Linked DNA regions of Mus musculus: region 1 is linked to region 2. A link is a loop called in an ENCODE intact Hi-C map of the cell type or tissue named here. Cell type or tissue: left cerebral cortex. All regions are shown on one strand.

Region 1 (8,000 bases), 470 kb before region 2:
AATTTGTTCTGTGTTGGGGTCCAGCCTTGACACAGGATCTGGGTTCTCAGCTGGAAGCAGGGATATCTGGAAGGTGCATAATAAACACACAGAGACAACTTTTTCGGGTATACACTGACAGGCAAGTTTCAAGGCTTGAAATTGCTCTCTCTCTCTCTCTCTCTCTCTCTCTCACACACACACACACACACACACACACACACACACAGCTTGAGGGGCCACACACACGTTGCACTCTCCTCTCCTCCACTGTCTGATTTTCTCCTGTGTGTTTTTCTTTTCTCACACTCCCATACTCCTACACATTTCAGTGTGCTCTCCTTTTTTTAAAAGAATATTTTTGAAGATTTATTTATTTTACTTTATGTTTATGAGTACACTGTAGCTGTACATGTGGTTGCTGGGAATTGAATTTTTAGGACCCCTACTCACTCCAGTCACTCTCTCGGTCTGCCCAGACCGCTCTGGTCAACTCCACTCAACTCCAGTCCCTGACTACTCCAGCCCAAAGATTTATTTATTATTATTAATAGGTACACTGTAGCTGACTTCAGACAGCACCAGAAGAAGGAGTCAGATCTCATTATGGGGAGTTGTGAGCCACCATGTGGTTGCTGGGATTTGAACTCAGGACCTTCAGAAGAGCAGTCAGTGCTCTTACCCACTGAGCCATCTCCCCAGCCCCAGCGCTCTCCTTTCACTCACACACCACACACACACCTCACATGCATTCTCCTTACACACACACACCTTCACAAACTCTTCTCTCTCTCTCTCTCTTTCTCTCTCTCTCCTCACCTTTAACTTGCCCCAATCTTTTATTGTTACTCCAAAAACCAGGTAGGAAAAAAAGACATTGTATAATCATTACCAAACCAAATTCAAAAGAATGATCACATCTCATAAAGAATTAAGAAGTAAAAATTACAATTGTTCGCCAAAGTTTCAATCTCCCCCTATTCTCAAGCCTGTGGCCAAAATGATAACTGCAAGATTTTCATTATTTAAATTTTAACTTAAAAAAAAAAAGGTTTAAAGTACACTGTTGCTGCCTTCAGACACACCAGAAGAGGGCACCAGAACCCATCAGAGATGGTTGTGAGCCACTATGTAGTTGCTGGGAATTGAACTCAAGACCTCTAGAAGAGCAGTCAGTGCTCTTAACCTCTGAGCCATCTCTCTAGACCTAAACTTTAACGTTTGACTTACTATATTTCAGAACTCAGAGCTTCAAGGTCAGCTACTTGCATTTTCTTTTGAAGCTCTAAAGATAAATGACATGGGCAAAGGTGCCAGGGGGTGGCCAGAAAGAGTCAAGTTAACCCTTAACTCGTCTGTTCTCCTAGCTTCTGCTTCTGCACATTGCAGCACACAATGACTCTCCTAAGAGTCCCAGTGTTTTGACTTAGTTTTACTAGTATATGATTTTATGTATTCTGTATTTTCATATTCACACATATCCAAAGGAAACCAGGAACCACTCTCAAATGTTGTACAAAACTCATTTCAAAACTACAATAGCTTTTTCCTTTCTCGGTGTCCCAATATTGGCTCTGCTTAATTTTCTTAATTTATTTCTAAACATAATTTCTCCAAGCTTTCTTAGCAAGTCAAACATTAATATGAAACTACCATTGTGCAATTACTACATTGTTTCTAAGATGAGAGCATACAACATGCACCTGGACCATTAGGACTATGCTGTGCTGTGCCCCTGTGCCTCCATTTTTTATTGTTTAAAAATCATTACATCAAGGAACATCTAGTTTCATAGAATTTTCACCACAGCAGAAGGAGAAGGGAGTAGGAAAGTCAGATATAATAGAATAATTATGCACACCAATGCAAACTGAAAAACAGTCACGCACAAATGAAATCTATATAGCTGTTGTGCAGGGCTAGAGTTAGGAGAACTGAGAACTTTTTTACAAACAGCTGCCCACAGGCTTCTGAGATGTCTCTGCCCAGGCCTGCTGTGGTCAGTTCCTTATTTCTGATGGTGGGTCCCCTGGAGGGATGTGTCTCCCGCTTCTCAGGATTCCAGATGCCATCCATGTCATGGTATGCTGTCGCTGGGGACATTTCTAAGCTTCTGACTCCTTATTTTCTGACTTCAGCTGCCTCTGCTGTCCTGCACCGAACTGCACGGAGCTCAGGAACAAATGCAACTCCACTGCAGTCACTGCACTGACTTCCAACTGACTCCGCCCCTAACTCACTCTCTCTCATCCTGCACTGCTCTTAAATAGCGTCTTGAGAGACTTGGGTGTGTCTTCTCTCTGACTCATTCTGTGAAATCTTTCTCTAATTCATCACTTTGCCCCTCCATTAGACATCTTTGTTTGGGATTAACGGTATTGAAGGTGTGTCTGCATTCCAGCCAGATCACATAGACCTAGAAGGTCTTTAGATATGATCCCTTGCCAGAGCAGTCAAGTTGGCTAGATTAAAATTCCTCCACACTGAGTCTATTACTTGATCTGTGGATAGTGAGCACTACAATAAACATGAGAATGCAGGTATCAGAAAGGAATGCCAACTTCCATTCCTGTAGGTCCATATGGTGAGTGATAGAGCCGTGTGATAGATCTTCTATGTTTAAAGGAACATCCAAGTGACCTCCACAGCAGCCACACTTGTTCCCAGCAGTGTTCGTTCGGGGTTTCCCTTTTGCTCCTATTCATGCCAGCACTTGTATTTTGTTTTGGATTTGATAAAAGACATTACAATTAGATTATATTTTGTTTTTGAAGAATACAAATATTCTATTGCTAAAAGCATAATTTTGAAATCTTCATCTTAAAAATAACTTGGTCATAATTTTAAATGCATTTTTCTAATGAATATACCTGTCACCCAGGAGAGTGTATAATCTGAGTTTATAACAACCTGGTTGTATCCTGCTTATTTCTCTAGACTCAAGATAGTAGAGTAAATCCAGATGAATACCAGCTCCAAGGGTGTGGTAATTAGGAATAGGCAGATAAGCTAATGCATAGCTAAATCTCTTGGACAGCATGATGCTGCACAGGTGAAATGTGGACGAGGGCTATACAGTGCAGGGAATAAGAGCTCCACCTCGCGGATCTGCGCATCTAAAAGCCGGGTGCAACCCCTTGTCAGTGAGCAAAGGCATCTCTTTCAAGGGTAGTCATATGACCCATACTTCGAGTGTCTCTAGGTTGTTGTGGACGTGTGCTGGTCTGGAAGTGTATAAAGGAGAAAGAGGAAAGGCCCCTTTGTCCTCCTTCAAGCATTTCCTCCTCCCGGCTGCATGTTACCCCCAGCACTGTGGAATAAGTATTTTCCTGCCAGCTTGTCACTGGCACTATGTTGGGAAAGTTAAAAGATTTTAAACTGAAGTTTGGAGTGGACCATATGCCTATGAGAAAGGCACTTAAGAAGTGGAGGTAAGGGTTGGTGAGATGGCTCAGCAGGTAAGAGCACTGACTGTTCTTCCAAAGGTCCTGAGTTCAAATTCTAGCAACCACATGGTAGCTCACAGCCACCCGTAATGAGACCTGATGCCTGGTGCATCTGAAGACAGCTACACCATGTACTTATGTATAAATAAATTTTTAAAAAAAGAAGTAGAGGTAAGAGAATCAGAAAGTCGGGGAGGGGGCATCCTTGGCTACATAATAGGGCTGAGGTCAACCTGGTCTACATGGAATTCTGTCTCAAAAAAAAAAAAAAAAGTGGGAAAAAGACCTTAAATTAGATGTGTTCTATGGAGTAGTTTTTTTCCCACTCAACCCTGATTTTCCCTCGAACTATATAGCATTTATCAAATATAATAACAAAAAAAAGCCCTTTCAAAAAGACATTGCTTTGATAAATAGGAGAGGTGGGGAAAGGAAATATAACTGGAATGGGCTCCACTTGTATTTTTCCCCCAACTTTAGTAATTTAACACAGTTTTCAAACTGGTACACAACACGCCAAATCTAATCCATGGGTTTGTTTTTTTTTTGTTGTTGTTTTGTTTTGCTTTGTGTTGTGTTTTGGTTTTTTGGTTGGGCCTAACATAGTTTTAAAAAAAAAAAAAAACTTGAATTAGTTACTGCATCATCTGATGTTCTTATTTCTAAGCAGTAGAAATGGACTCCAGCTTATTTAGCAGAAAAAGAAATTGTGAATACAATTTCAGTAGATCCCAGAATGCAAAGGAGTGGGAATGGCAGACCAGACTTTAGAGTCCTGCAATCAGAAACACAACCCAAAATCATGCAGCTAAGCAGCTCAGAGGCCCTGCACACACAGGTACCATGCTTGTGTAATACATGGGCAATGGGGCTCACTATAGGAAATTACCAGTGTGTAACCCTACTCACTGCCCATGCCACTCAGGTACAGAGCCATCCGAGGATTCTTTGCAGTTCCTGCTTCTTTGCATAATGTTTCCCAATAGTTCAGGGGAGACAAATCTAATCTACAGAGGGGAGATGTGATACTGTCAGCAGAGGGGAGATGGTGATGTCAGTAGTGAGGAGAGGATGATGATGTCAGCAGAAAGGAGATGATGATGTCAGCAGAGGGAGATGTGATACTGTCAGCAGAAAGGAGATGATGATGTCAGCAGAGGGGAGATGTGATACTGTCAGCAGAGGGGAGATGGTGATGTCAGTAGTGAGGAGAGAATGATGATGTCAGCAGAAAGGAGATGATGATGTCAGCAGAGGGGAGAGGATGATGACATCGGCAGAGGGGAGAGGATCTGAGCAGAGGAAGGTGGTTGACCAGAAGAGGGGGAGTTGAGCCACCACCTCCTCCTAGCCTGTTCTTTTCTTGTTAATTTTTAAATAACTTCCTGCTACTCTGGCACTTCTTTCCCTTTCAAGCTCAGAGTCCCTAAGCAGGCATAGTAATTGGCACATTCAGGGCCAAAATTAACACAGTCAGAAGCGCTAAGTTAAGAAGTCTAATAGCCGGCTGTTCTTGGTAAATATTATTAGGCTGCTCTTTAGAGCCCAGTAATGTATCTAATAAATATTTATGAATGTAAAATTGAGAACCGTAAATGGCCGTGACTACACTCATCAAATATTTCTTTAAAATTCGAAATTAGCTCCTGAATAGAGTCTGCAAGTGCCTTGAGAAAACCAATTAGAACCCTAATCCCTTCTGTGGAACGATTTTGCTTCCCTCCTTCATTATGAGGCCTGTGTGTTTGCTGCTCCATCAGCTGCACTGCCAACTGTGACCCCTCTCCAATAACCTATAATCCATACACCAGCAAGCCATCAGACGGCTCAGGGAAAATGTGCTTCATTCAACCAATTCTCAGATAAACTCATTAACGTCCTCAGCTTCCGAGAGGCTAAGCAGCAGCCGGGAGTTTGAGGTTTATTTGTCGGTGGCTTGGCATATACTCAAAGCTTTAATTTCACACACAGAGGAAAGCTTTTAGCTGCAAGACTTTTTTGCACCTATTCATGGCATAACAGACTTGACTTATTCTAGAATCTTAGCAATTCATTTGTCACTGAGATTCAGTTGCCTGCTTCCTTTAAAATAAGACCCAGTCCTGGGTGGGAGGATTGCAGATCATAAATAATTTTTGCACATACTATATTCTAAAAGATTAAACCCACCAACTTCATACTCTGTTGATGTCTCTCGAACGTTAAGATGCTTTCGGCACTGAGAACACAAATCTGTTTTCGCTGTGAAGTCCTGTTCACTTAAAGCTTTGTCTTCCTCATCGATAAAATGGGATTAAACAGCACAGATGTTTGTAACATTGGTAATGGCAGGTAAGAAAATATTTGTAGCTGCAACGGCTAAGATAATGTTTGTAAACTTGCCTGGAACAGTGCTTAACACAGGTCACTCACTATTCAATAAGTAAGTCATCTTTTGAAATATAGTATAGAGACAGGGTGACTGGCTACTATACAATTAGATAATCAATGACTAGGGAAGATATTTTTCATTCTTTCTACAAGCACTTTTTTTTTCTTTAGTATATAGGGATTCAGGTTGAATAGTGTGCTGTAATACTGAGTTGCACCTGCCTCATAACAACTCTGGGTGACCTTGATCTGTTCCCCCACCCCACCCCCATATAGTGTTCCCATCACACTAAAACCGTGAAAACCCCTCACAGCGGTACAGAGCCCTATAAACAGACTGTTACCATCAGCAGCATTGGTAATTTACCTTCATCCTCGGTCTGAGCTTAAGATCAACCAAGTGAAGCAGCCTAGATGAAATCAAATCATTGTACGATCGCATTCTCCTTCTGACTCAGAGTGCAGTAAGCCAGCTCTGTTGCAACTGAGAAGACCCCTCTCGCCCAGGAAGTTGCACTGTAACGTACTGGACCCATCTGTTTTCTCCTCTCCATTTCTTTCTTTTCTTTCTTCTTTTTCTTTAATCTTTCACTGTACTCTCATATGGGGAGTGGATTATCCCCAATCGATAAGTCTGGATCTGTGAATTAAATTTACAGCCCTTCCAGGTGTGACCTCCAGAGCCATTGGTGACAGACTCTTGCTCTAGCTCCCCAGCCTCTGCCTCTTACATTCTTTCCACCTGTCTTCGCAATGTTTGCTCTACTGGCTAGTTTTGTGTCAACTTGACACAGCTGGAGTTATCACAGAGGAAGGAGCTTCAGTTGGGGAAATGCCTCCATAAGATCCAGATGTGAGGCATTTTCTCAATTAGTGATCAAGGGGGAAAGGCCCCTTGTGGGTGGTGCCATCTCTGGGCTAGTAGTCTTGGGTTCTATAAGAGAGCAGGCTGAGCAAGCCAGGGGAAGCAAGCCAGTAAAGAACATCCCTCCATGGCCCCTGCATCAGCTTGTGCTCCCTGACCTGCTTGAGTTCCAGTCCTGACTTCTTTCAGTGGTGAACAGCAATATGGAAATGTAAGCTGAATAAACCCTTTCCTCCTCAACTGCTTCTTGATCATGATGTTTTGTCCAAGAATAAAAACCCTAAGACAAATTGGTACCAGCATAGTGGGGTATTCCTGTGACAACCTGACCATGTTTTGAGGAGAACTGTGGAAGGACTTTGGAAATTTGGACTAGAAGATCCATTCGGTGTTAAGAGCTTTGTGGGATGCTGTGTAGAAGCTAGGAAGATAAGGTTGAGAACAGTCAAGAAGATGGAGGCCTGGCTTGTGAAATTTCAAAGGGAATATTAAAGACTTGGGGTCATTGCTATTTTGATTGTGAAGATTCTGTGGTTCTGGGTAGCTGGGGCTGAAGAATCAGCTGTGATTAACAAGATACCAGAACTACTAAAGCAAAACCTTTGCGTTACTGGGACTATTGATGCTGGTTAGCTGGAGCTAAGAAATTAGCGGTGATTAAGAAGAGACCAGCATCGCTGAGGTGACATCTTCTGGGAAGTGTTTTCTGAAAGCACAAAGAGGCTGTGTTCCAGAGATAGCCAAAATTGTACTCCTGCTGCAGCAGGACTTGGTAATGTGCAAGAGTCACCAGGTGGTATTGGTTTTGAAGTCATGAAGGGGTCATGCAGAGCAGCTGAGGTTCGGGACTGTGAGAGGCCATGGAAGGCCATTGGTGAAGGTGCAGCTTCAGTTGCAATTGATGGCCCAGGATTGAAGGGGTCATGCAGTGTTTTGGAGATGCCAGGACCACGAGATGACCACCAACAACAGCAATAGCAGTGGAGTACAGCAGCTGGAGCCTAGAAGACAACGTGTGTACTACAAAGGGCATGGCTGGAGAAGTGACCCAAGCCCTTGGAGGAGCCCAGAAGATCATGAATTGGATCCCATACATTGGACATTTGGAGTTTAATTTTTTTTTGGTTGTGACTGTGCCCTGATATTTTCCCTCTTGAAGGAAGATGATATTTTAGTGGATCCCACAGTTAAGAGAGTTCTAATTGTAAAAAGACTTTGGATTTTTAAAAGATATTGGATATGTTAAAAGGATTGAACTTTTAATATGTAAAGACTGTGGGACTTTTAAAGTTGTTTAGATCTTGGGGATGAATAAGAAACTAAGAGTTGAGGCTTACTAG
Region 2 (8,000 bases):
GACAGACACTTGGTTGTGTATATACATGGACTGTTGTGTACTTGCATGGCTACTGATATCACAGCCCAGTCTAGTCTCTTCTGACTAATACCAGACGCTTATACATAGGAGCAGAAACAAATCTGACCCCTGGCCTGGTGGACCTGGTAAATGTGGAGTTAACTGTGTCCTGTTCCTGGCTTAAAGCTTTCAATCCTCTCTCTGCTATTTAGGGGATTAGAATGTATAAACTCTTCTTTTACGTTTTTTTTTCCTAAAGATTTGTGTATGTGTGTGGGTGGGTGGGTGGGTGTCTGTGTGTATCTGCACATGTATGGCAACACTTGGCAGAGGCCAGAGGTGGAAAATGGTCATCAGGATATGCTGAAACTGGGCTTCTGATCCACTCAAGGATGCTGGGAATCACTCTAGCTCTCTGCAACAGCAGCAAGTGTTCTTAACCAATGAGCCATCTCTGCGGCCCCCAAATTTTGACCCTTAAGTTCTAGTTTAGGTCCTTTGCCATATGGCCAAACTCTAAATTTCAGGATCAATGTCCTTCTTTCTATTCCAGCTAAGTGTCCCTATTGGCTATTTACCGTATGTGCTGGCTAGTTTTTATGTCAGCGTGACACAAGCTAGAGCCAGTTTTGAAGTGGGAGATTCAGTTGAGAAAACGTTCCCACGATATTGGCCTGTGGGCAAGCCTGTGGTGCATATTCTTGATGGATGAAATTCTTTCTTGAAAGAAGAATCCAGCTCACTGTGGAAGGTGGCAGCCCTGGGCAGGTAGTCCTAGGTGCTATAAGAAAGCAAACTGAGCAAGCCAGTCGTCAGTGCTATTCCATGGCTCTCCAGGTTCCTACCCTGCCTACGTTCCTCCCCTGACTTCCCTCTGTGATTGACTATCACCTGGGAATATAAGTGAAATGAACTCTTTTCATGTTGTCCTGGGGGTGGTATTATAAGCAATACAAAACCCTACTAAGGCATGTACCAATACACGTGTTATCAAGTCCCTTCCACTACACCCATTCTATACATCTAACCTGGGATGGCTTCTGCACACTCCTTTACATCCGTGTGCTTGTCAAAGCACCTCTCATGCTACTTGCTGCTGACTCTCATTATCCTTACCAAACATTAATTACATGGTCCAGGTATATCCTCCTCCTGGGCTGTATATGAGGAGTTCATGATTAAATGAGATCCAGCTTGCTGGACCTTCGATCAATAAAACACAGCCAAGTTCAAGTAAGGGCTCCTACTGAACCTGCTACAGAGCTCATGGGTTCAAACAACACACGAGCAGTGTCTTGAAGGTCCCCAGGTGTTTGCGGGCTGCGTTTGTTTTGGACACCCTAATGAGAATGTCTACTTGATTTTGCGAGCCACTGGAGACTACCCACACTCTGTGCTTCATGCCCATGTTTCCCTTGTCTGAGTGTTCTCCTTCCATGCTTCCATCTTTTTTGGCTCTTAACTCAGGCATGTGTACCACACATGGGAGGGGTGCTTGTGTCATAACCATGGAGGTCGGAGGACAACGTTTTAGACTTGGTTCTCTCCATCCCATTTTACATGGCTTCCAAGGGTACCAGAAAGGAGCAGCAAAAGGTCTTATCCACTGAGCCATCTCACTTCTCCCAATTAATGTGATTTTAGAGTGAACTGATGGATCCCCTGAGATGAACATGATAATCTCCCTGCTTCAATGTCCTGAATTCAGTCACTTTTCCTATACACTGTATCACTCACAGTTCTAAGAGCTGGAGCGTGGGCTTGGCTGGGGGCAAGCATTGCCTACCACATTCCACTGGTTTACCCCCAACATTGGCCAAATGAAGAGCTCCTCCAAAATCATTGTTCACACCGAGCACTGAAGAGAAAGCAGGGGTACACTGCCAAGACATCAGGCGGTCACCAGAGAGAGGGCCAGCTGTCACAGGTGTGACCTGCAGACGTTGATATCTTAAAGCCAAGGCCACTGAAGCAAAATTTTTTCTTGGATCTCCAGTCCTTCTGTCTCTTGCTCCACTCCCTCCCCACAAGGCAAGCCACAGAACTGGAGTTTCCCCTTCTTGGCATGAGTCATAAAAGTAGAGCCTCTTTCCTAAGGCAAATGATAAAGACTGGACTTGTGCTATCAGCTTTCCCCATGGCTCTGCCTTATAGCTAGCTATAAAGCTGCTCTCTGACCTACCGAGTCTGATAGCAGATTATGAGATACTGGGTACAGGAGGGAGCTTGCTCCACACTTAGAGAAGGAGTATTGCTCAGTGTCCAAGAGGAATCTGAGTAGATAGGACCTGCTGTATTTTCTATGCCATCTAGTAGCAGTAAGCCAGACCCTTTTATTCAGAGATCTCCAGGGTGGTCCCTGCTTCTTCCTGAAAATGGACAGTTCTCCCTGAGCCTTTGGGTCCTCAGTCTGAAGATGCAGCAGTTATCTAAACCTATGGCCAAATAAACGTGCTACGCTCCTCTCTTGTTAAACAGTCCCTTTCTATGGGGTTGTCAGCCATTAATTTTTTATGATGGCAGAAAACTGCTCACCCCCTTTCCTGACTCTACAAAGCCCTACCTAGAGTAGGGTCGAAGTTACTGTGGATCTTGCCCTCTGCTCTGTCTCCTCAAAATCAAAGAGAAGAATCAGAGGTTTTGCTTTCCTCCAGCACCAAGTGCTTTTGAGTCAGGAGGCTTTATCTACCGGAACAGGCTAACTAGGAACCATTTCTCCGTTTTAAACACTATGTGAGCATTTTGTCTATATTAGGAACAGTGACTTCCATCTCCCAGGTTGACATCTGACCCTTTCTTACAAGGTCCTTTTGACTGAGCCATGCCACTGTAGCCACACAACACTGTAGTCACACAAGCAAGTGTGGAAAGAGTTCCAAGTGTGTAAAAGTCGCTTTTATTCTCCTGATGAAATTGTCATCTCCAAGGCTTACTGCCTCTGTCTGCTTACCTAGTCATGGAAGCTTCTAGCCTCTGTACTATCTAATCTAGCTCTAGAAGTTTTCAGTCTTTGAGACTTACTGCCGAATAAGCTTACCCCTTCTAGCTCTTTCTGAACTCTGACTGGCTGGTTTGACTCCGCTGTTCTGGCTTAAACTCCTCTCTGTGCTAATTCAAACTGGCTTCTCTAACCTCCTGACTGAATGGCTCTGTTTGGTTTCAACTCTAGAGATCGGTTCTAATCTTCCTGCTCCTTCTTATTCTCTGGCTTCAACGGTCTTTGCCAGTCTGTACTGAATTCATGAATGAGTAGAAAACTGGCTGCCTCCTTCTACCAACTAATGTTACCTTCCTTCATTCCTTGGGATGAAAGGTCTGTACTAAAGGCACGTTTCTATTCCAACAAGAGGGGATAGAGATGTGTGCTAAGGCTATGTTTGTATTCCAGCCAGAGTGAGTAGCCATGTTGCTAGATTAAATCTCTCTACAGGAGTGGCGACAGGTGTCTGTCTCACATTGGACGTGTAAGTGGTGATTTTCAGTTTGGGGGAAGAAGTGGGCATTGTACCAGTGTCAGAATTCCATAGCTTTTTCAGCTCAGAGTCAGTCTTTGATCATAAGTAGAATTGTGAGGTATTTAAGTTAAATGTGTAGAGAGTCAACTTATAATTGCCAAGTAGTGCCTTTTAATCCTATCACGGTCTCCTTTTTTTTTTTCAGTTTTATTTTTTAAAAGAGAATCTTCTCTTCCTCCCACCCGAAAGGTCTTGTTTCTTTTGCTTCTTCTTACACTTCTAATGAATATTACCGTGGATTTAGTGGATTCTGTTGTTCTTGATATTTTTCATTAATTCAATGGGCTGTAATCCATTACCACTTTATTTATTTATTTACTTACTTAGTTATTTTTGGATGTTCAACACTGTGTCAGACTTGGCTAGTGGAAGGCCCTTTTATTTGCTCCCCAAACCTTTTGACCTCCCTCTCTTGGTTTCTGTTCTATTACATAACAAAGATTTCACCTTATTCTTCCCTTGGCCCAGAGCCGAAGCACCACTTCCCCAGGAGCTCTGGCTCTTCTCAGTGGAGAACAGTACGGAGAAACCACGCTTTGTACTTGAGCTCTGCTTGGTATCATCAGATGCCACTGCCTCTCGGCCTTTTTTTGTATCTGTTTGACAACATGTCCCTTTGTTTGGCTTCGAAGGATTTTGCTCTGGAAATGTATCTTGAAAAGTCTCTCAAGGAGAAGTATTTGGGTTATCCCGATATTTTTGTATTTCATTAAATGAGAAACCTTGTACATCCATTGCCTTAGGTCTGTTTGTGATTCTTTAAGGGAAATTCCTACGGGGAGAGGGTTAGAGCGAAGGAAAGTGCAAATGTAGCTTTGTTGCATTTTGTCAAATCCCCCCCCCCCCCCCAGACGAGGTGGGGAAAATATATGACATCTACTGGACAACAAAGTGAGCCATAGGGAGACCCTCTTTCAAAAAAAGAAAATTCATAAATAAAATAAAAGCAATTGAAGTGGCTGGTGGCAGCTTTGTGGTTCAGATCTCTTCCATGTAATCGTGTGTGTGTGTGTGTGTGTGTGTGTGTGTGAGAGAGAGAGAGAGAGAGAGAGAGAGAGAGAGAGAGAGAGAAAATTACCCAATAGCGTTGTGTGAGAATACAACAAGACAACATATAGAAAAGTCTAGGGCAGAAGTTTTAAGTTCCAAAGCCGTAAAGCACGTTGGCTATTTTAGCTTTTGTGATTCTTACTATTAAAACTTGGTCACAGCGCCCCCGTGTGCCCATACATTGTACTGTTTCTCACACAGGGATTGTTAATGAAGTGCATGTTAATGCATTAAATGAATAATTTAGGGATGCCGTTTATACTCACATTTTATATAGAATGTGAGGATTAAACAGCTTTTTAAGAAAATATGTCTTGTCTCTGACTATAAAAGTGATTTTAAAAAAAAAATCAGAACACAGAAACACAGAAAACAAAGGGTCCTGAGTTCAAGGTCATCCTAGGCCACAAAACAAGAACGGGAATGGCTGGGGAAGGACAGTGGGTGGAGGAAGGGCTCCTTCAGTGAAGCCCTTGCTGAGGACCTGAGTTAGATCCCCAGAGCCCAGCTAGGAAAGCAGAGCCGAGCGGTGGTGCACACCTCTCCTGTGATCTGAGCCGACAGGACCTCTGGGGCTCACTGTGATCTGAGACGACAGGACCTCTGGGGCTCACTGTGATCTGAGCCGACAGGACCTCTGGGGCTCACTGGCCAGCCAGGCTAACTGAACTGGGGAGCTCTCTCCATTCGCTGACAGTCACCCTGAAAGGGAAGAAGAAACGGGGATGGCTCAGTGGTCAGGAATACTTGTTGCACAATTATGAAAACCAATGTTTCAAACCCAGGAACTATGTCGAGAGTTCAGCACCCTGCAAAACATCTATAACTCCATCTATAACTCTGTGGGATTTGATGCCCTTTTCTGGTCAAACGTTCATACATGTTGTGCATGCACAAGTGAAATGGGGCCAAGCCGCCAAGCCTGAAAACCCAAGTTCAATCCCAAGGGCACATATAGTGGAAGGAGAGAAGCAATAACTTTAAGTTGTCCTCTGACCGTGTGCGCACGCGTGCACGCACACACACACACACACACACACACACACCATTCATAGCATGTTCACTCATCCCCATAACCCTCAAAACACTAAATAAATGTAATTCTAAAAACAAATAAATGAGATATGTATTTCAAATATAAACAAGGAGGAGAACAATTAAGACACACTAGTCTCCACAGGCCGGTGCACACACACATAATAATAGTGTTTTGGGAGGGCACAGTGACAGAACAGGCTAGAGGCCAGGTCACCCTAGGCTATATAACTAGACCTTGTTACAAGAAGGCCTGGAGAGAGGGGAGGGGGAGGGGAGATGAAAGAAGGGACAGACAAAGGAAGCGAGGACGGCCTCTCACTTTCTGTGCTCACTGTACAAAGTTTAGGAAATTGTAGTTACCCACAATGCAACTGTCCAAATGTTTCCATGTTGTTTATTTTCTGCGTAATAGAATGGGTTTTCATCTTACAAATCGAAATGAGTGTGCCTATAGAGATTACATTTTAGGATGCATGTAAACTGCATCTTTTGCTTTTAAGTGACTAGAAATGAAATGACAAGATTAAGAGGTATTTCCTGTGGTGAAGAAGAGGTGGTGTCCTGTCACCACCGTCGCTCATGTTCTTTATTAATAGACAGCTAAAGTGCACGGAACGCCAGTGGGGGAGTAGCTCGAAGTGAAAGAAACCCAACCTGGTTTAGGAACACCAGAGCATTTATGTAAGTAACATGTGTCTATGAAAATAAGCTTGGCTAGAACAATTAGCATTTTCTTTAATGCAAGTGAACAATTTAAGAGCATCTCATGTGTGTGTGTGTGTGTGACTTTGAGGGTAAGAACATATGGAATATACAGGTCCACAATTAAATGTACTCAATTACTTTAAATGTATTTTCTGTATACATGTGTGTGATGGTATATGTGTACACCACTCGCATGCAGGAACCTATGGATGTCAGAAGAGGGAATCAGATGCCGTGAAGTTGGAGGTTGACAGCTATGAGCAGCCACGAGGCTGCTGGGAATCAGAACCCGGTCCTGTTCAGGAGCAATAAGTGCTCTTAGCCTCGGAGGCATTCCTGCTGCCCTGTAATCGTCTACCCTGGTAATGCAAAGGAAGGTAAGAGCAAAGGGAGGGGTTGGGCTATAGGCGAGAGAAGTGCACCAAACTTCTCTGAGAGGTCTCCGAGAGGTCGCCTTCATATACTTTGGAGTCCTTGTTGTGTGATCTTTGGTTCCATGTGCATGTGCGCATACGTACAAACCTGTGTGCAAGTGTGTGTGTGACAGTAAGTCTTTGATTCCGTTTCTCTACATGGCTCTCAACCAGTGCTGGGTGTTCAGTAAAAAATGAACAGATAGTATGTTTGTAATGTCTGGCTTCTAGGTACATTCCTCAACAAAAGAGACGAAGCAAGGCTCTTCAGAGAGATGATTAACTTAATCTCGGAGGTAGCCAGACAGGGCAAGATCAAGGTTAACTGGGAGGGAGCCTCAGTGTTTCTTAAGCAGGGAAGTACTCGGAGGACCCATTGGTTGGACATAGTAACTAGCTTAAAGGATCCCCCCCCCCCACACACACACACACACTGGGAAAATTCAGGACGGTTTGAGTATCTAGGAATAATGTCAGAGAGCACACTGGGCATGGTCTACAATAGGATTCAATCTGTCACACGTTTTCTCAGAAAGAGGCTAAAATGAGCCTTGTGCAGCAGCTGAGAGGCCTCCAGGTAGCCTTCCCAGAGCCTTTTGTGAGCCAGCCTGAAAGAACATCTGCAGAGCGAAGTTGTGGGCCTGCCGCTCTTCTCTGGGCCAAAGGAAAAGGAGTCAGAAGGCATTTCTGCCTGGCACAGGGATCTGCAACCCTTTGCTGCCAAATGAAAAATAAAAGTCCAGTCATTTTCTCTCTATGTGAATTTGGAAGGGTGTATCTGGGTCCTGGGCAATGGGTTGACCTCTGTGTGTTTATAGACTATGGGTTTTAATTTTACAAATCAAAATCAGTATGTCTACAGAGATTAAATTTTAGAATGAATTTAAACCGCATCTTTTGCTTTTAAATCGCCAGGAATGAAACTCCGTGTCTAGGAAGTTTTTCTTTATAAAAAAAAGTTTTTATTGCCTGTAGTAAATACAGATGGTTTCCTGTGGCCACAATCTCACTCTCGAGTTCTTTATTAAGGGACAACTAAAGCACAAGGGACTCTAGTGGAAAAATACCTTGAAATGAAAAAAAAAAAAAAAAGAAGAAAGAAACAACCCAGGTTTATTATTAAGAAATGCTGAATCATTTTGTATACATTAAGAGAGGGGTGTGTGTGTGTGTGTGTGTGTGTGTGTGTAAGAGAGAGAGAGAGAGAGAAAGTTCGTTGCATCAGGACACTTAACATTTTCTCTAATGCAAGTAAATGCTTATTTTAAAGTTACTTCTT

The links. Hi-C counts contacts between places; a loop is a spot of excess contacts. Peaks named below come from ENCODE experiments on the same cell type or tissue, not always from the same donor. Only the 100,000 strongest peaks of a DNase experiment are listed, where the experiment ranks them.
Region 1: it touches region 2 in a loop (4-fold over the local background); 22 of 42 quality-filtered maps call a loop at or near these places.

The regions. Positions count from the first base shown.
Region 1 is chr3:69,706,406-69,714,405 of GRCm38, reverse strand. No RefSeq gene overlaps it. Among named protein-coding and RNA genes, the nearest start is that of Nmd3, 12 kb to the left of the region's middle. In left cerebral cortex, a CTCF peak has its summit at 1,032 (motif pointing right); a DNase peak (open chromatin) is centred at 4,783.
Region 2 is chr3:69,235,384-69,243,383 of GRCm38, reverse strand. No RefSeq gene overlaps it. Among named protein-coding and RNA genes, the nearest start is that of Gm40070, 15 kb to the left of the region's middle. In left cerebral cortex, a CTCF peak has its summit at 4,743 (motif pointing left); a DNase peak (open chromatin) is centred at 4,732.